Regions from separate parts of the Homo sapiens genome. Here region 2 is linked to region 1. Evidence: read pairs that join two places in POLR2A ChIA-PET (ENCODE). Cell type or tissue: IMR-90. All regions are shown on one strand. Region 1 overlaps NCKAP5 (NCK associated protein 5). Region 2 overlaps LYPD1 (LY6/PLAUR domain containing 1).

Evidence for each region. ChIA-PET counts read pairs that join two places held together with the same protein. Peaks named below come from ENCODE experiments on the same cell type or tissue, not always from the same donor. Only the 100,000 strongest peaks of a DNase experiment are listed, where the experiment ranks them.
Region 2: POLR2A ChIA-PET joins it to region 1 with 5 read pairs; 3 of 35 experiments call an interaction of 5 or more read pairs at or near these places.

What each region holds. Positions count from the first base shown.
Region 1 is chr2:132,964,014-132,966,513 of GRCh38, forward strand. All of the region lies in intron 7 of NCKAP5 (NCK associated protein 5), which reads right to left. Among named protein-coding and RNA genes, the nearest start is that of NCKAP5-AS1, 50 kb to the left of the region's middle. In IMR-90, no CTCF peak of the experiment used is centred here; no DNase peak of the experiment used is centred here.
Region 2 is chr2:132,661,338-132,663,837 of GRCh38, forward strand. The region is part of intron 2 of LYPD1 (LY6/PLAUR domain containing 1); the gene reads right to left. Among named protein-coding and RNA genes, the nearest start is that of LYPD1, 7.6 kb to the right of the region's middle. In IMR-90, no CTCF peak of the experiment used is centred here; a DNase peak (open chromatin) is centred at 1,534; H3K4me3 peaks cover 323 bases.

The DNA.
Region 1 (2,500 bases):
TTTTAAAAAATGAAGTAGATATTTTTACTGACCCCTGGAAGGACAAGGCCATTGGGTTGCCATCTCTCAATGCAGTTGTCCTTTGCACAGTTGGAGAAGTGACTAAGCCAGCAAAGCCATAGGTGGAGTCATGTGGTTAATCCAATTTTATCTGCACAATGAAACTCAGCTATACTGCAAACTGTGGAAAAATACATCAATTTTGATACCTTCATTTGTGAAAGGCATAGCTCCTCAAGATAGGGTCATTAAAGTCACTGGACATGCAGCCATTTAATTAAAAGAATATAAAATATCACAAAATACTGAAATAAGAGTGATTTCAGAATTCAAAGCTCACACCTATTAGTTCTTTCAGCTCAATAATGACACAACTTTTAAGGATCCCTCAGTCCCTTTCTGTAACACTGTTCAGCATTCGTACTATGGCCTTGAGGCAGACATAAAAAGTTATTTTGTCTTGACTCACTGTTGGAAGCCCCTCACTCAACCTTGTCTCTGGAAGCTTTTTGAAAGTTGAGAAGTACTAAGTTAAGCCTCATGAATAGCTCTTGTTTTCAAGGGAAAAAGAAGTATCAAGAGATTACCATATTAAAAAAAAAAGGATCCATTTTGTGCATGGAGACTCTTGCTCCCCACAATCAGGTGACATCCTTCCATTACACTATTTAATTCTAAACACAATGCTGCAGAAATCTTTGCTTTAATGTAGCTGGTTGTCAACCATCTGAACAAAACTGGATTATCAGTGGTAAAAGACTTCTCTATATTTTAATACTAAACTAAGATCTATTTGCAAATACAGAAGCACAAAACGTATCATTCTTACCCTCAAGGAGCTCATACAATCTACTTAGAAAAGAAGAACATAAGAAGAAAAAAAAAACCACGGCGTTTTCAAACTGTGCTCATCAAGGTACTTTGAAGGTTCCAAAAATATTTAAGTTACTTTTTGAAAACAAATTATGAATTATGTAAAAATATGTCTTAATGTATATGTATACATTTATACATATATATGTATCAGTGTATACGTGTGTGTATATATAAATCACTTTAGACCACAAAGTCAGTGAATTCATCCATGTGAACCTGTTATGTACAGATTTCAGGATCTAATTTCTCCTGTCATCTCTGTATATATAAATGCATAGTTGATTAGAAAGGTTGTAGTTCTTTATGAAATCAGGCCCAAGCATGTGTAACTGTATACCATGTGCAGGTGTGAGTTCAGCTCAGATAAATGCCAGGCAAGTTTAAGATGTACATCCACAGGCCAGGAAACAAGTCCAGGTCATGGTAGCATTTTTATAGCTTTGATTTTTTAGGGTTTGGTCACCTGTCAGACTTACATTTCCAAGATAAGGAATATGAAGTTTGTAGATACTGTTCCTAAACAAAGAAGTACCTTTACTTCTCTTTTGTGGTTTGGGATGACTGTAAGTAAACACTAACTTAGGTTGATGAAGCAAGCTGTTTTAAAATTATCTTCATTTTACTTTTCTGTATATAGTTTTTCATTCATCACTCAGCATATGCCACTTATATTTTATACATATACATATGTATATATGCACACATACATATATCCACACATACACATACACATATACACAGTCACACATTCCTTAGGAGATTTCATCATTGTGTAAACATCATAGAGTGTATTTACACAAACCTAGATGGTACAGCCTACTACACACCCAGGCTATATGGTACCTAGGTTAGAATCCTATATACCATGTTACTGTACTGAATACTGTAGGCAACTGTAACACAATGGCAAGTATTTGTGTATCTAAACATATCTAAACATAAAAAAGGTACAGTAAAAACATGGTATAATCTTACGAGACCACCATCACACATCTTTATAAGGTACATGACTCTTTGTGTGTGTGTGTGTGTGTGTGTGTGTGTGTGTGTGTGTATCTGTAGAAGTATCCTGTAATAATCAGAGCCCAATAGCTAATTAAAACAAAGAAAAGCCATTGGGGTGGTAAATGAAAAGCCAAAAGACTTTGGAATGTGACAGCCAGATTTCAGGTCTAACATTTATTTAGCAGTTTGGCAAATGATCTTACACAAACTTCCTTTATTTTTGGAAATGGAGACTCGCTCTGTTACCCAGGCTGGAGTGCAGTGGTGCGATCTCAGCTCACTGCAACCTCCACCTCCCAGGTTCAAGCAATTCTCCTGCCTCAGCCTCCTGAGTAGCTGGGATTACAGGCACCTACCACCATGGCCAGCTAATTTTTGTATTTTTAGTAGAGGCAGGGTTTCACCAGGTTAGCCAGGCTGGTCTCGAACTCCTGACCTCAGGTGATCCACCCTCCTCAGCCTCCGAAAGTGCTGGGATTACAGGCCTAAGCCACCACACCTAGCCTTGGACAAACTTTTTAATTTCAATAAGTCTTGATGTCTTTGTCTCCTAAACTCCTAAATGAGGCTAATGTCAACATATATACACTCACATACCATATAGTGAATTCGTGTCATT
Region 2 (2,500 bases), 300 kb before region 1:
TTGCCGAAAACTCACTGGAATGGCTTGCTCTTGGCACATGTTGTTACTTTAATTCAGCAAATTGGCTAATTGGCCAGTGGAGTTCTAAGATTCACAGCCATGCTGCATCCCATTCCATTCTCATTCTATCCCATTCCATAAGGTAGGGATCTGCTAAACCTGAGCTTTCTTTTTAGATATCTGCCCCAGCAAGAGGAAGGACACATCTACCTATGGAATAAAAAACAAAACAAAACAAAAGTGGAAGTGGTATGGATGAGCCATAAAACATGATCCTAAGCAAAAGCAGCCAGCCACAAAAGGCCACACAGTATGAGATTTCACTTACAGGAAATGTCCAGCATAGGCAAATCCATAGAAGCAGAAAGCAGATTAGTGGTTCCCAGGGGCTGGGAAAAGGGGAAAATGAGGGGTGACTGCTAATAAAATAAAGTTTCTTTTGGGGTGATGAAATGTTCTTGAACTGGTGGTGATAGTTACACTTCTCTATGAATAAACGAAAAACCACATAATTGCATACTTTAAAGGGTGAATTATATTTCAATAAAATTGTTGTTAAAAATACAAAAAAAGCGGGAAAACATAGAAAATGGCACCACAGCGGAAAAAAAAAAAAAAACCTGGAGAAGTGAAAGGTACTTGAATTCCTGTCCCACTGGCTGTGTGATCTTGACTTTTCTGTGTCTTAGATTCACCAACTATCAAGTGGGGATATTATCTCTTTGTGAACCTTCTAAATTAACTATGAGGATACTACTGTTAGGAACTAAAGGCTGAATTCAAGGACTCCCTCATTCTGAGAAATATAGAAACAGTGTACAAACTAACTTGTACTATAATATCTGGGCCACCCTTCAGAAGCAGGTATGGATAGTGAATGGGGCAACTCCTGGTGAGCATCAAGACAGGTTTCCATGTCTAGCACTGGTTCCTTGAAGATGGTTATACTGACCGCATTTCTCATTCTCTTGCTGTATCTCATAAGAAAACAGTCAGCCTGTTTCTACATTTTACAAGGGGGGAGGCTAAGCCCCTGGGATATTAAGTAAACTCTTTCAAGTTACCAAATGTGAAGAACCTAGAACATAGGGGTTCTCTCCCCTAAGGGAGCCAATACACTTTCCATTGGACAAGTAAAAAATAGGGGTTGAAGTGTTGAGTCCTTTTGCACAGTGTGCTAATAAACCTTTGCTTAGTTTGGACATTAGAACCTAAGTTGGTCAATTAGGAAGGAAGGAAGGAAGGTAGGGAGGGCGGGCGGGAGAGAGGGAGGGCAGGCAAGGGTACACTGTCTCTCTCAAAGGCTGTAGATTCAGAATTTTTGTTTCAGGAGTATGTAAGGGAGGCAGATTTCCTTTTCAAAGTTCAAAGAAAATGGTATGTTTTGTTTTCATACTTCGTTTCATTTTCACTTGGGAAAAATGCCCCAGCTTTGAAACCTCTCTGTTTAAACTCATTAGGAAAACTATCAATGACAGCAGCTTTCATGCAATCATAGTGGGAGGAATTAGTGTTATGGGAGAGCTGGATCAATCTTCAAATGTTTCATCTATGGAGATGGGAGGTCAGCACCGGCTGCTTGTTCAGCTGGAAAGTTAACATAAACAAATACTTCACTCACTGGGAGAGTCCAAGGGAAAGACATTTGATATTCCCCCTCTGAATACTTCCTCAGAAGGCACATGAAAGAGATAGTTGCTTCTTGAGAACTAAGTGGTCAACTGCTTGGCAAAATGTCTCATCTCGAAGAGCAAGGTGTTTGTTCTTTTAGTGTCTGGAAAGGAAAGGAGGTAGGGATGTGAACATTCACAGAATAGAATCCCTTCCTGTGTAATTCCTAACTTCATCGAAGTTGATATGGAAACCCTTTTAGCGGAGCTGGTTTTAATATATGAAGATATATTTTTTGATATCCAAATATGTTTTAAAGGTTTTTTTGTTTCGTTTTGTTTTTGAGACAGAGTCTCACTCTGTTGCCCAGGCTGGAGTGCAGTGGAGTAATCTCAGCTCATTACAACCTCCACCTCCCGGGTTCAAGCAATTCTCACGTCTCAGCCTCCTGAGTAGCTGGGATTACAGGCATGTGCCACCACGCCCAGCTAATTTTTTGTGTTTTTAGTAGAGATGGAGTTTCACTATGTTGGCCAGGATGGTCTCAAACTCCTGACCTCAGGTGATCCACCTACCTCAAGCTTCCCAAAGTGCTGGGATTACAGGCATGAGCCGCCGTGCCCAGCTTCATTTTAAAGTTTTTTAAGCTGTTGAAGTCTCCTTTGCCAAAAATAGAATGTGGAACTTTGTTTTTGTTTTGCACTTTATTCATAGAGCATATTCCATAGCCCATCTGATTGATTCAAAATGGGGTTAACAGTGAGAAATTAAGGACTGCAGATGGGATGTCTAAAAGAGAGCTAACAGGAGAGGCCTGGTAGGAGGAGGAGAGACAGGGACAAATGGAGGACGCTGGAAGATTAGCAGAGACCCCTGCTACTTCTAACAA